Regions from separate parts of the Homo sapiens genome. Here region 2 is linked to region 1. Evidence: chromatin loops called from intact Hi-C (ENCODE). Cell type or tissue: B cell. All regions are shown on one strand.

Region 1 (8,000 bases):
GATGAAATATATAAATTGCTGGTTTGAATAAGTTATTTTTGCTCATTTTCTTAGCACCTGCTGGTGGAAATACTATGATAAACTGGATATGGTCCTTGTTCTCAAGATGCTTAATGTCTAACCCAGGAAAGCATGGGTAGAAGCATAATACTAGAGCATATTGTTAGGGTTATAAATAAGAAGGCCCCAAGATCCTAGAACTCTAATTACCTTTAAAGTAATTTAAATCTGAAATTTATTGGATTTATACAATATGTAAAATAATCTTATTTCTCCAAAAACCTTATGAGATTTTTTCCTGTACTGATGTATTTTTAAAATGGCAAAACCACTCTGTATCTTGGAAAGGTGACCTCACTTGCTCTGAAGGACCTGGCCAGCAAGGCGCACATTAGGATTTGATTTAAGGCTGTCGGCTCCCTGAGGCCTTCCACGATATTCCTGCTCCTTCTCCCCCTCCTCATTAAGGAGGGAGCTAAAGCAGGGTAGGACATAAGAGAATTAACTAGGGCTGTGGCATTGGAAATAGGCCTTAAAAGATGGGAAGATTTCAGAAGTCAGTGAAGAGGGTCTTCAGAATGGATTAGTCAGAGAGCTGGTAAGGTGCATGTCCAATTTTGGAGACAGCACATTGTGACAAGTCATCCTTTTTTCAGAAGATGTTGGAATTATAGATACAGGAGTGAGAGGGAAAGGAATATCATTCCAATGACACTACCATAGTCTATAGCAGCAGTCTCTAATCAGGGACCAGTTTCATGGAAGACAATTTTTCCATGAATGGGGGTTGGGGGACAGTTTCGGGATGAAACTGTTCCACCTCAGATCATCAGGTATTGGATTCTCCTAAGGAGCGTGCAACCTAGATCCCTCACATGCACAGTTCACAACAGGGTTAATGCCTATGAGAATCTAATATCACCACTGATCTGACAGGAGGTGGAGCTCAGGCAGTAATGCTCGCTGTCCAGCCAATCACCTCCTGCTGCCTGGTTTGTAACAGGCCACGGACTGGTACCAGTCCTGAGCCCAGGGATTGGCTACCCCTAGTTTATAGGGCACCCCAGCTTCCCTCAATTCTCTTGTCTCAGCTCTCTGTTCTACTTCAGTCTCCCTGGCCTCCTGGCTGCTCCTGAACAGGCTGAGCACAGCCCTGCTTTAAGTACGGTGCGCTTGCTTAACACTTTTCCTTGAATGCTTTTCCCCGTTGGCCTAGAATACATCCTCCTTCCTGTTGCTTGGGCACATACTTAAATGTAACTATTGCAGAGGCTTCTCCTAATTATCTCATCTAAAACAGCAAATCCTCTCTCTCTCTCTCTATCTCTATCCTATACTCTGCTTTAGTTTTCTTCATAGTACTTACTACTAGCCAAGATAGTGTTGTATCATTATTTCCTAACTTATCATTCACTAGGCAAGAGCTCTGGATGACTTTTTAATCTTACCATATCCCCCGTGCCTAGATTTTGCCTGGTGCATAATGTATGATTCACAAATATGTGTTGAATAAATGAAATAACAGAATGAATGATAAATGAATGACTGAATGAATAAATGATGGGCATGAAGGTACTACCAGAAGTTTTAAAGGTTGTGGTATGAACCATGGTTTTGTAAGCAGTCTGTGGCATAAATATAAAGAGGAATAGGAGACACAGGACAAAGAAATCAGAAAGATCATTTATGAAGGTTTTATAATAGCTGGTGGGGAGCCTGGAAGGGGAGAGCCTAGCGGTTCACAGCCTCATTTTGGTGCCAGAGTTCAAATCCCAGTACTAAGGCCTCCTAGCTGAGTAACTCTGGGAAAGTCACTGAGACTTTCTGCCTCCCTCTTTGTCTGTAAAGTGAGGATATATTATCACCTGATTTAGAGGACTGTTGGACAGCTTAAATGAAGTAATGCATTGATTAAATGATTCATAAATAAGTAGTGGCCATCAGTGATAATAAACAAATAAGCTAGGGCAATGTCAGTGGGAACTGAGGAAGGAAATGAGTAAAGAGACATTGAGTAGGAAGGACAAGAAGGCCTTGAGATAACATTGAAATAAAATACCTGAAAAAGACTCAGATTTCTGTTCTGCCTATGGATAATGACAATAACTTTAAGTGAAATCCAGCATGCAGATAAGGAATTAGATCTTAAGTATGTCAGAAGGTAGAAATAGGAAGTAGCACAAAGAGTGAGCTTTGTTTTGCAATGTTTGAGTTGAGATGTACCCACTAATTTTACACGGAGATGTCTAACAAAGATGGAAATGTATATTAAAGGGTGATGACAAACTTTAAGAAGTTATTTTTTTCTGTTCTACAGAAAGATTTCCAATAGAATTTGCGTAGCTTTCTTCCCTTTGTATTTGAAATATGTCTAACTTGGATATTACTGTCTCTCTAAGTTGTATTACTCTAACAAGTATTTTACAATTTCTGCAGCATTCTATGCGTAAGCTCAAAGTTTAACAGGTCAAACTCTATGACCTGACACCTATTCCTAACCCTGTCCCTATGCCTGCTCCCAACCTTTCACTACTGAGGAACTGAATAAAGGATCCTCTGGTCCCATGTAGATTCTGAAGACCTGATTTAAATGTATTACAGAGCTGAACAAAATAGACGTGGAAGGAGCCACCAAGAGGATATGAACAACCCTCCAATTTGCAAACCAGAAAGCTCTGGTTTACCACCCTCAATTTTAACCACATACATTCCTATTCAGACAAAACAGCATGCTCATAGTCATTCAAAAAGCAAAAAAGGGATTGTTAGAAATCTGTAATAAATGTATGTGAGACAGAAAATTAGAAAATGGCCACCTGCCAGCGGCCCCATAAATTTTGGAGGAAATGCATTTTCTACTGGGATGCTTTATCACAGGAATTGCAAATATTTATTAAAAGTATTAAAATAGTCAGAATGTTAAATGCTTCCTCCAGTGGTGAAATTTCACATTGCCACATTAGAAGATGGGATATTCTGATACAGCGTTTATTAAACTGACTTCATTTTATTAGTCTGTCATCTACAATAAATGGGCAGGTACCTTTAAAGCAAGATCTATTATAAATAAAAGAGATGTGGGGAAGGAGCAGCATCTCATTGTGTGAATGGCATTGACTATGTAAGTACTTATCTTGTAACCTTTCCCAAAGGAGGCCACAAGATTTTTGTTGTTCTAGTATATTTTTGTTGCTTGTTGGATTTTGTTATCACATGAAAATCAAAAGTAGTGTTTGCTACTAATGTTCATGCTCTCTCATGCAAGGTACAGTTGAAAACTATTTGAATGGTTAGTGCTTCATGGGCTCTCAGATGTAATTACCAAACATATCTAAGTAAAGATGCTAAATGGACTCCAAATGAACTGAAGATAGAAGGAGGCAGACGAACTTATTGCACAAGGATAATAGAGATGACAGCCAGAGTACATCATTACTGAGTGACACTAAGTTGAAGGGTGACAGGATGAGCTGGACAGATTACCTCCCTAAGAGGCTTGTGGCTCGTGCAAGGCACTGACCTAATAAAGATCTTATGCTATCACCCAGAAAAGATAGAAAGAGCCTTTTCCCATCATAAGACACTCTTCTGTGTAGGTCACAAAATTTTCCCCAAGTTCATCCCATGAAAATGCTGACAGCACTGAAGAAATCTAGGTTAGCTTCAATATGGGGTGGGGTGAAGTGGAGGGAAGGAGATGCAGGGCCTGTTGGGAAGCCAAGTACTTCCTGGAAAGAATAATTAAGAAGCCGTTAGCTTTCAATAGGTGGTTAGAGTGGCCATTTTTTTTTTCCCATTGGAATAGAAGCATTCTCAAAGGTAGGATGGTTGGCATTCTGTTTAAGGTATTTTTCCAGATTAATTAATGGGGTCACTGGATATTTGGGGGAGTCTTTCCTATAAACTAACCACTAATCTTGGTGCTAAGCATCAGAGGTGAACAACAGCAACTCAGCCACTGACCCAAAGATGTGACATTCTAGTGGAGAGCAGGTGGGTGTTTACACATCAGTATATGATAGTTCAGGGGTAATGAGTGCTTTGAAGAAAAGAACAAAACAGGGTCACTGGGAAGAAAGTGACAGATGGGACCAGAAGCATCAGCATCACCTGGGAACTTATTAGAAATACCAAATCTAAGACCCCACACAGTCTACTGACCAGAATCCACATTTTAACAAAGCTCCAGGGCAATGTACATAAGCTTTAAAGTTTGAGAGGCCCTAAAGTAGAAAACAATCTATTTTAGACTTGATATCTTTACACATGGACTTGGCTAGTCCTCTCTCCAATGCTGATAAGATGGCAATGGGGTAGGTATGGGAGGAGAGAGATGGAGCTTGTTTCTTCCTCCAGCTCTGCCAGCTCCATGGTACACTCAGACTAAGAGTCCAGGGATGAATGGTTTTATTTCATTTGACTGAAGAAAAAAAGGCGTATTTACTGACCAATGTGGTGTCATTCATATGACATTACTCTTTCAGTTTCCTTAGTAAAAAATGAGTCGCCTAGTTAAATAATAATAATAAAAGTTTAAAATAAACAATATTGGTTTTTTAAAGAGTAAGACAAATATTTTATAAGCGAATTACAAAAGCTGATTACTTACATTAAAATGAAGTAACACAAATGTTTCTTTTGCAACTTAGTGTCTGTGCATCTCAAAACCTTTGAATTTAAATTGTGACTTTGCCCATTCCTAGTTGGGTGATTCAAGAGTAACTAATTCAAATGTACTGAGCTTCAATATGTTCATCTATTTTGTTTTTAATGGGGAATGCAGAGAGACCTGCAATAAGTGTACTCATGGAAAGATGGAGCCACTGTGGCTTTCTCAAGGAGTAGGTCTGACCTACTACTTCATCTACCCCAGTCATAGTCCTGCATACCAAGGTGAGGAATGTGAAGGACCAGCAGGTGGCATGTTATAACAAGAGGACCTTGCTGGCAATCAGCTGACTTATCTTAGTATCTGAGAACTGTAATTACTGGGCACTGTGGTTTGAGAAACTAAAGTCCATATGTCAGAACTTAAACTTAAAGATAAGGATATCAAAAGGTGAGACCTGATGGAAGGGAATCAGGTCATGAGGTCTCCGCCCTTGTGAATGGCATTAATGCCCTAATACAAGGGCTGAAGGGAACTAGCTAGACCCTGTTGCCCTTCTGCCCTCTTGACATACAACGACAAGGCCAGAAGGCCCTCACCAGACAACGAATCTGCTGGTATCTTGATCTTGGACTTTCCAGCCTCTAGAACTATGAAAAATACATTTCTGTTTGTTACAAAATATTCAGTCTAAAGTATTTTGTTATAGTATCAGAAATGGACTAAGACAGAAACTGGTACTGAGAGTGGCATTTGGCTATAACAAATACATAAAGATATGGAAGTGGCTTTGAAATTGGGTAGTGGGTAGAGGCTGAGCCTCAAAGGGACTATTCTTAGGGGGCTCTGAACAAGAGGAGAGCTATAGAGAAAGCCTTAATCTTTTTTGAGATTACTTAACTGGTCATGATCAGAATGTTGGTAGAAATACAGTCATGTGCTGCATAACAACATTTCAGTTAACAATACAGCATGTACACAACAGTGGTCCTGTAAACTCCATTATAATGGAGCTAAAAAAAATTCCTATATTCCTATTTCCTAGTGATGTAGCCATTGGAACCTTGTAGCAGAACACATTACTCATGTGTGTGTGGTGATGTTGGTGTAAATAAATCTGTGCTTTCAGTCATACACAAGTATAGGACATACAATTATGTACAGTACATAATACTCGATAATGATAATAAATAACTAAATTACTGTATTTACCATACTATACTTTTTATTGTTATTTTAGAATGTACTCCTTCTACTTATTAAAAATAAGAAAGTTAAATGTAAAACAACCTCAGGCAGGTCCTTCAGAAGGTACTCCAGAAGAAGGCATTTTTATCATAAGAGATGACAGTTCCATGCATATTATTACTACTACAGACTTTTCAGTGGGATAAGATGTATAGCTGGAAAACAGTGATATTGATGATCCTGACCATGTATAGGGCTAGGCTAATGTGTATGCTTATGTCCTATTTTTATCTAAAAACTTAAAAAGTAAAAATAATAAATACATAAATAATAGAAGCAAGCTTAGAGAATAATTAACAGAAGGAAAATATTTGTGTACAGCTGTACAATGTGCTTGTGTTTTAAGCTGTGTTATTTAAAATGAGTCAAAAATTAAAAACAACAAAAAGTTTATAAAGTAAAAATGTTACAATAAGCCAAGGTTAATTTGTTAGTATAGAAAGACATTTTTAAAAAATAAATTTAATGTAGTCCAAGTGTATAGTGTTTATAAAGCCTACAGTGATGTACAGTAATGTCCTAGGCCTTCGTATTCACTCACCTGTCATTCATTGACTCACCCAAAGCAATTTTCAGTCATAAAAGCTTCATTCATGGTAAATGTCCTATATAGGTATACCATATTTTTGTCTTTTTACCATATTTTTACTGTATGTTTTCTGTGTTTAGGTATGTTTAGATACACAAGTACATATCATTATGTGGCAGTCACTCACAGTATTCAGCACAGTAACATGCTGTACAGATTTATAGCCTAGAAGCAACAGGCTATACCATATACAGCCTTGGTATATAGTAAGCTATACCATATAGGTTTGTGTAAGTGCACTCTCTGATGTCCAATACAATGACGAACTTGCCCGACAATGTATTTCTCAGACAGTATCCCCATTGTTAAGTGATGCATGATTGTATGGAAGGTAAAGGCAATTCTGATGAGCTCTTAAATGGAAATGAGGAACAAGGTATTGGAAATTGGAGAAAAGGCTATACTTGTTTTAAGGTGGCAAAGAAGTTGTCTGAATTGTGTTCATGTTCTGGTGTTTCCTGGAAGACAGAACTTAAGAGCAGTGAACTAAGATACTTGGCGGAAGAAATCTCTCAGGAAAGTGCTCAGAATGCTTCATTGCTTCTTTCAACTTCTTATAGTAAAATAGAAGAGAGAAATTAAAGATAGGTTTATAATCAAAAGGGAAGCAAAACCTAAAGATCTGAAAAATTCTCAGCCTGGACATGTAAAGAATAAAAAAAGTATGCTCAAGAGAGAAAACTAAGGGTGTGGTCAAGGGAATGTTTGATAAGGAGATTAAATATAGATATAAGGAAGCCAGATGTTCTTAATCAAGACAATGGAAGAATGATCCTGAAGGCATTTTGGAGACCTTTGAAGCTGCCTCTCTCATCATGAGCCTTTGATGGCTGAATGGTTTCGAAGGAGAAGCTCAGGACACCCATGCGATCTTGGGACCCTCTGTCCAGAGCTGCCTCGAGTTTTCGCTCCCGACATTACAGTGTAGCATTCTTTGGCCACCCTAGCTGTGGCACAAGCCAGCACAGGTACAGCTTGGGCTGTCTCTTTGAAAGTATAAGCAGTAAACCTTGTTGGCGTCCACAGGGTGCCAACTCTGCAGGTACTCAGAGTGCAAGAGCTGTGGAGGCACAGCTACCTCCACCAAGATATTAAAGGATGCATTGGAGAGCCCTGGGGCCCAGGCAGAGTACTACCACAGGTTTAAGCCCTGCAGACAGCCTCCACTAGCTCAATGCCTATCAAAGCCATAAGGATGGGGCCACCTCGAGTCTCCATAACTGTAGAGCCACCAGTATGCAGTACCAGTCTGGGAGACCTGGAAGCACCTGACTCCAACTCCTGAGAGCTTCTGCATGGGATGTGCCCACCAAAGCAACAAGAGAAGAGCCCCCCTAAAATGCTGGAGACCCCTGCCCCAGTGTCAGAAGGCAAGACGTGGAGTTGGAGAAGATTATTCTCAAACTTCAAGATTCAATGTTGGTTGCACTGTTGGTTTTGAACACTTGCAAACTGATTCTCCTTTCTTCTTTCCCATGTCTCCTTTTTGGAATGAGAATGTTTATCCTATGCCTGTCCCATTATTGTACTTTGGAAGCACATAGTTTGTTTAAT
Region 2 (8,000 bases), 1.1 Mb after region 1:
CAATCTCACACCTACTAAATTTTCATATCTATTTCAGGCATAAATGGATTCTGAAATTTTGTGGCTTAAAAAAAAGAAAAAGTTCCGTGAACGCAGCAGAAACTGCAACGTTGAAACATTTCAGTGTGGAGATCTGGAAGCACAGATCGGATTTTGGAGCTGACCTGGGCATGTTTATGATCACAGTCCAAATCAAACATCACAGACCGGATTATCAGCCAGGAGCAGCACCCCTGAAGGTCCCTGTGTTCTGCCATGCGACAGCTTTGCCTGGACCTCAAGTTCTCTTCCTCGGCCTTCTCTTGTGCCTTTGCATTCCTACCTCAGGAAGACCCATACAATAATTGAAAAAACTGAGATTTGGTAATACTTTTCAAGGATTACCAAGTCAATTACTGAGAGGGAGAAAAATAAAAAGGAAATAGTTGAGCATCACATGCTAGGGCACATTCAATTCAAACAGCTCCCAGGGAGTTAAAATTCTCTCTATATGGTGAACAGTGTGTGCTTACATGTCGCTGGCAAGCCCACAGCAGTTTAAGGTAATATTTTGGTCAGCAGGTGTAGACCCCAAATGAACAGTGGTTTAAGACCTGGATTGCAAGAGGCAGGCATGTACCGAAATTAGAAAAGCATTCTCAGGCTATTGTTTAACATTCTACATATGTGAGATACAGAATGAAAGAATGAGAATTATCTTAAAATCCCTGCTAAAGCAGGGCCTGCTTTCTCAAGGCAATCTCAAGCTTTAGTAGTTCAGACAGATTCTCTAACTGACAATTAATATTAATAGGTAGATTTCACAATGTGGCATTATCACACGGGAGATGGGTGGGCACACCATCTGGGTTTTGGCAGGTATTAGATGTAATCAAAGGGATTACTTGGCTCAGGGAGAAATAGAAAACCTTGGGTTTGTTTAGTCTCTTTCCTCTTTTGTTTGGACGCAGCTCTAGGTGTGCTTAACTATTTTCCCCCTTGTTCTTTATTTGTGGTCGGCAACATCTCCAGGGGAAAAGAAACAAAAACAAAAAGAGATGGATGGACAGCCCACAACGATAGCTTGGATATGGAATCCTGGCCCATTTTCCCTTCTTACATAAAATTCACCAAAAATTTATTGAATGCCTACTATGGGCAAGGAGCCTTGCCAGGACACCTCAGCTGTAGGGCAATAAGATGTCAGCACTTACAGGTCTATTTCTGGATGCTTTAGAATAGGTAAAAGGGCATATTGAATCTTCAAGGAGAATGTAATATTTCTTGATCTGTCTTTGCCCCTTGCCCACCATGTACCTCTATCCACACACACACACACACACACACACACACACACACACACACAAATGTTACCTGGAAGATCAAAAGGTGGATGCTAAAAGGTGGCATCCACCTCAGATTTTAGAAAACAGTCACATAATTGCATTGCTTATTGGAAAGATTCAATACACTAGACCAAGGAACCTATAAGAAGGTATACATGTTTATTTTCAATAAAAATAAATGGAAGTCGTTGATTGGTTTACATTCTTGGAGGAGACAGGTGACGAGGCATTCTTGAGGTACCAGAACCCTGATGATTGCTGCTGCAGGTAACTTGTGAATTTTATGTTCAACTTTTGCTCTGATGATGAGTGAGAAGTTGGCTTGCCACCAAGACATTCCAACTCATGAAAAAACACTTCTAATTCCCCAGTGTCTCTACCCAGGACTGTCTTGCATCCCACAGATAAACACCACCCTAACACACAATGATACTGCCATTGTTTCATATTTATCACATGCCCAGAGAAAACAGCAGTGACAGAACCTCAGGCTGGACGGTCAAGCTCCCGCAGATACCGGCACTCCTCCACGCCTCCTTCTGAGCACACAAGACCGCAGAAGATCCCAGGTTCCTTCAAAATTATTTCTGGTAGGATGATCTTGTCCCAAGAACCCAATGTGTGGGATGTATATACTTAGCCACTTAATAGATGACAGTGATTAGCCCCAAACTTTCTGTAACAATAGATCAAAGATTAGGCAGTCCCATTCGCAGGACTAGCAAGGCATTGTAAGGACCTATTTCATCTTCACCTTCATTCTCATGCTACGTTACTCCACACGCAGGGCACCCCCTAACCATCTCCCTAAACAGACAAAATAAACTCAGCTGGCACCACTTTTTCTTTCCCAGCCCCCCAGCCACTTCCAGGATCTTTTCGGGTGTAACAGGCACATGATCCATGCTGTATGTGAATCTTTATAAAATTTTACTGTCAACAACATAACTACATATTCTAGTGCTCAGATCGACTTGAGCCCTTAAGACTGCAGGGCCCACTACAAAACCCACTAGTCACATGCGACTACCTAAATTCAAGTTTATTAAAATTAAATACAGTTTAAAATTCAGTTCTTCAGCCACACCTCAAGCGATCCATGGCCACGTGTGGCTAGTGGCCACCATATTGGCCAGTGGAGACAGAACATTGGCATCATCCCAGTAAACTCTACTGGACTGCGGGACTAGAGGGTGCCAGAACACGAGAGGAGAGAAGTTTTCCTGGACCCCTGCAGAGCTGCGCTTGGAACAGCCAGGCCCAGATGCTCACGAGTTTGCAGTCAACCTAAATGCATGTCTCCTCTGCACCCGGGACACCCAGGCCCTGTAGCCTTTCAAATGGGAAGTCAGGGCAGTGCTGCAAAACCTCCACAGTGCGGAATTCCGGGAAAATTCTTTACAGAGGTGTGGAGGTGGAGGAAAGCTTCCTGGGCAGGCCTTTGGGGTCGTCCCCACGCAGGCGCTTGCAGCCACCCCAGCTCGCGCGGGGCCGGGCTTTGGGGTGTGAGAGCTGGGACGGGAGTCGGGTGGATGCCTGGCCGGAGCCGCCAGCTCCCCTCGTCCTCTTTGCTTGTCCTTTAGCACAAGGGCGAGCAGCGTAGGACAAAGACTCGGGCGGCAGCTGCCTGGTTCGGCGCGCAGGGGCGGCCTCGGCCACCCGGGGCGCCCGCCGCCTCCACCGCCCCGCGGGGGAGGCCCGATGCCCGTCTTTGTCTGTGCCGCCGCCGTGGGCCGGGTCCGCAGGAAGCGGGCGCCATCGTGCGGCCTGAGCTGGACACTGCGCCCCCGGAGGCGCGGAGGCGCGAACCACCAAGCGTGGCTCCAAGCTCCACGGGGACGCTGGTGTCATCGTGGCCACGACTGCTTGTACTGTTGTGGTGCGTTCTCTTTTGTATACTAAGTGCTGTGTGAACACAGAACCACTTCCAGTAAATGCAACTGAGCCGTCGCCAGCAGAAAAAGTAGAAGGAGGTGGACAGACTTGTCTATGTACAATGAATAAAAATACCATGATCAAGAATATTTAGTGATGTAGTTGCTTGCATATGCGTGGAATATATCTGGAACGTCACAAAGGAAAGTGGTTACCGTACCTGCCCTGGTGACCTAGGAGGGTGGCTCATGACTTCCTTGACTTTCGTACCATGTGCACATATTACCTACTCAAAACCAAAGCATTTAACAACCTAAAGATATATTTAATAAAATGTGTCGGTCAGGCGCCGTGGCTCACGCCTGTAATCCCAGCACTTTGGGAGGCCGAGGCAGGAGTATCACTTGAGGCCAGGAGTTGGAGATCAGCCTGGCAAACATGGCGAAACCCCGTCTCTACTACAAATACAAAAATTAGCTGGCGTGGTGGCACATGCCTTTAATCCCAGCTACTCGGGAGGTTGAGACTAAAATCTCTTGAACCCGGGAGATAGAGGTTGCAGCGAGCTGAGATTGCACCACTGCACTCCAGCCTGGGCAACAGAGTGAGACTCCATCTCAAAAAAAAAAAAAAAGTCTATGATATGTACCATGTGCAAATGTTGCTGAAGCCAAAGGTAAGTAAATGCCAAGTCCTTGCCTTCTGGGGACCCTGAGTACATGAACAATCTACAAGTCACAGAAACGGAATTAAACCATGTTTCAAAGGATGCTTGGTCAGGAAGGGTTTTTTGTTTTGTTTTGTTTTTTGTTTTTAGCTTGAATGACCCAGTTCAGCAGGTGAGGTTTTGCAGTCTTGGTGAGGACAGAAAATGTCTTCGTTGTCCTGATTCAGTTGGCCAAACTCTTCTTACCATAGAGTAAATTCCTCTAACTATGTTTGTCTCTGAAAATGCTCACCCCAGAAAGATAGCAGAAAAGTAGCATTTACCCTCTGGCTTATTTTAGAAGCCATGGGTAGAGTTGAAGCTCTCAGAAATGACACTCTGTGTCCTTCCAACCCAATCTTCTCTCCTAAACACTCCACCCCATCCTCTAACCGAAGTCCAAAGTACTCCAACAAATTTAACCTAGAGCCATGTACCAAGTTAGAATTGATTACATTTAAGCTACTTCCAATTACCAGAGCCTTGATTCTGTGGCATAGCCACAGAGTTGGGCCTTGTTGTGGATGGCCTCCCAGAGCATTTAAATCTGGCCAAGGAGCCAAGGTAAATGCACTGGGCCAGTGGAGCTCCTCCAGGCAGGGACAGCACCATCATCCTTTTTGTGACCTCCCCCCAGTGCCTCCATCAGTGCCTGGTAGAATACCTGGCACTGTATTAAACTGAACCCTAAACTTTTTATTTCCCTGGAAGTGCTCTGCAGAGTCATGGAAAAATGTTGAGACAGAAAGCTCAGCACTCCTGAGGTTGGGCTGGAAGGAGTGTGGGCAGCAGGGCTGCCTTAGGTGCTTAAAGAGTCTCTCCTGATCATAAAGAAGACGTGATCTGCATGCCAAATGGAAAAAGCTAGAGTCCTAAGAGCAGGGAGAGCAAACGGCTGGGAAAGCCTCCCCCAAGAGGAGAAAATTTAACTCGGCTGGGAAAGCATGGCTTTGGCCTAAGAAGGGAATGTGTGTATTCACATGTGTGTGCATGTGTGTGTGACAGCATGCATATGTGTGTGTGAACATGCACACGTGTAAGTGGCTGGGTCTGTGCAGTAAGCATTCGAGAATCCTGGTTCACCTGCCTGCTTGGAGCAAAGCATCTGATTTGGGGAGCAGGAGAGCAGGGGAGAGAGAGCTTATTGAGTCAAAATCTATATATAAATATACATTTTTTTTTTTGCCATTGGACCCTTGAGGACCAATTTATAAACAATAACTTCCAAAAATGCAAGACCTAACCCCAGTCCCTATCCTAGATCTCTGATGAACCTCTGAGGCATGAACAGGAGGGGCCTGGCCGGGCAGCAAGAACATGACCAGCATTTCCCTAGCAGTGGGGAAGGGAGTAGAAATGCATCTCAGACTTGCACGAGGCATGAAGTGGGTTAGCTGGTTTTCCTGTTTTCTGTAGAAACAGGGCGGATGCATCCTTCCATGTCCTCTGCTCCTGCCATGAGTTCTCTCTTAGACCTGCCTTGATTGTCCTGCTTCTGATGGGATAGACAAAAGAAATCAGGAACAGTAAGGAGCCTACTTCTTGGGAAAAACTGCTCAGCCAACTGGAAAGTACTTAGAATCTAAACTGCCCACTTGGGAAGGGGGACTAAGTCAACCTGCAGTCCATTTATTGAGTACCCATCAGCATCCTGCACCATGCTGGGCACTTTCAGGCAGGGTAGCATCTTCCATTTTATCTTATTGGGATTTCTGTGACCTAATGAGGGTGGCAATGAACCCAACTCCCTCTGTAACTCCAGAGAAGACAGTATGTCCACGGTACAATCCATGTTTGGATGGACAGTGTCCTTCAAACAGCTGCTTGTCAGTCAGGCGTTAGGCCTTGGTAAGCAAGTAGATGCCTCTTGCCTCAGCTGAGGCTTATTGGCCGTGTCAGGAGCCAAAGATATCCTCCAGTTCCTTAACTACCCCCTACACCACCTTCCCTTCTCTCCCCTCAAAAGAGAAGATTGGCGCCATTGGCTCCTTGAGGAAGACTTTGGCCTCCATGTGCATGTGTGTGTGTGTGTGCGCGTGTGTGTGTGTGTGTGTCTTCCCAGTGGGGAAGCCCTTTGCACTCTCGATGGGGATCCATGAAGCTTCTCAGCCTTGCCTTGGGCTCCCCTTGGGCTCCCCTTGGGCTCCTGGCTCACGGGAGACAGAGGTTGGTGAGAATTAATTGTGAAGTGCATTGAGAGGCACAAATGAAAACCAGTCCCGCGGCGGAGAGATTATTACTGTTGGCAATTTGGGTTTTCTAAAATAGCTCTTAGGATATGACTGTGGCAGCCCAAACCCCAGAGGTGAGCTCAAGGCTGATAGATTTTCAGAGCAGCCCCATTTTGCTCCAGTCTCCGGCTTCCCTTCCCTCCAGGGCGGGGGTGAGCAAGGCAGAGTGGGTCGTGGGCTGGGGAGCACTGTCCCTTCCAAAGGCTGCTGATGGGAGGGCAGCTGAAGGCTGACCCCACGTTCTTGAGAGAAGGTCCCCAGACTTCCCGGCATAATTTCCTTCTCACTTCACTGTTCTCTTCCCTGTCTGAAATGGCAGGTGACCTAAGAGGGAGCGGTGTGCAAATTGATTTGGAGGCGATCAATGGCTCGGGGCGCGGCCCCGGCTCGCTGCCGTGTCACTGATCCTCTCCAAATCGATTCACACACCATTCCTCCTCAGCACACCTGCCATGTCAGATGGAGAGGGACGCATGAAGTGAGAAGAAAATTACGTGTTCGTTAGGCCGCCGCCACCTCCGCCGCTGCCGCCTCTCCTCGTCCCAGCTCCCCACCACGTTCCAGTCCACTACCGCTTGCCTCGCGAGACTGGGGAGCCCTTTTCCATGCACGTGGAGAAAGAACCCAGAGGGTGACGGAGCTGCAAATATTCTTGCACCGACACCACCTCACTGACAGCCTCTAACTCAGGCAACTAAAAGTTGGCCCTCTCCATAACACTGGCTCCCAGAGCTTCTTACTCTTTTACTCTTCAAATTCTGTTGGGGACCAGTTTATAAACAGTCAACTTCATTGGTGGGCCCAGGGTCACTTGACATTTGAATTTCATTAATTTGAATTAATCCACCCATCCATCCCTCCACCCACCCTGTCATTCAACAAGAAGTCAACTCTGTGGAACCCCCCACTGGGTGTCCAGCAGTGACCAGAGCTCAGGCCTGCTCCTCAACATCATGAGTTACGACCAGGACAATCTACTTTGGAGAAGTCAAAGTATGCTCACAGGAAAGGAAGCAAGGAATTAAATTCACAGAAAGAGTTCTTTAGCTATTTAAGACAGAACTTATTACAGTGCTCAGTCCACTAATCATTCATTACCAGTCGGCTAGGGGCTCAGAGGGTGACACCAGAAGGCGAATACACTGAGACGCTAAGTTTTTTCACAGTAAGACTTTCTCAATGAAGGAAGCAGTGCATTTTACGTTCTGGTGCAAGCACTCCCGGACTGGCACGTTGAGGCAGGCACAGCTTATCTATTAGTCACAGTGGGCACAGTGCCCAAGCCCCAAGATACACTTAGGGATTGTGGTAGCTAAATAATGCCCCATCCCCCACCAAAGATACCTACATTCTGGTTCCCAGAAACCATGGACATTACATAGCAAAAGAGATCTTGCAGATGTGATTAAATTAGGGATCTTGAGATTGGGGAGGTTATCCTGGATTATCTGGATGGGCCCAAAATAAACACAAGGGTCCTTTTAAGAGAGAGGCAAGGAGTCAGAGAAACAGATGTGATGACAGAAGCACAATTCAGAGAGTCAGAGAGAGGTATGAAGATGTGAATCTGCTGGCTCTGAAGAGTCCACAAACAAAGCAATATGAGCATCTTTTAGAAGCTCAGAAAGGCAGAAGCATTCCCACTTTGTGCCTCCAGACGGAACCAGACCTGCCAACACATTGATTTCAGCCCAATGAGACTTCCAATCTCCAGAACTATAAGATCATGAATTTGTATTGTTTGAAGCTGCTAAATTTGTGGTAATTTGGCACAGCAGCAATAGGAAACTAACACAGGGGTCAACGACAAAAAGTTTTATTTTCTTTTCAGAAGAAAAAAATAAATTTTTAGGTCAAAGAAAA

What was found. Peaks named below come from ENCODE experiments on the same cell type or tissue, not always from the same donor. Only the 100,000 strongest peaks of a DNase experiment are listed, where the experiment ranks them.
Region 2: it touches region 1 in a loop (14-fold over the local background); 1 of 110 quality-filtered maps calls a loop at or near these places.

What each region holds. Positions count from the first base shown.
Region 1 is chr2:59,444,539-59,452,538 of GRCh38, forward strand. No RefSeq gene overlaps it. Among named protein-coding and RNA genes, the nearest start is that of LINC01793, 230 kb to the left of the region's middle. In B cell, no CTCF peak of the experiment used is centred here; a DNase peak (open chromatin) is centred at 4,913.
Region 2 is chr2:60,578,898-60,586,897 of GRCh38, forward strand. No RefSeq gene overlaps it. Among named protein-coding and RNA genes, the nearest start is that of BCL11A, 29 kb to the left of the region's middle. RefSeq lists silencers at 2,795-3,084, 3,063-3,212. In B cell, CTCF peaks have their summits at 3,083 (motif pointing left) and 3,286; a DNase peak (open chromatin) is centred at 3,074; H3K4me3 peaks cover 788 bases; H3K27me3 peaks cover 1,354 bases.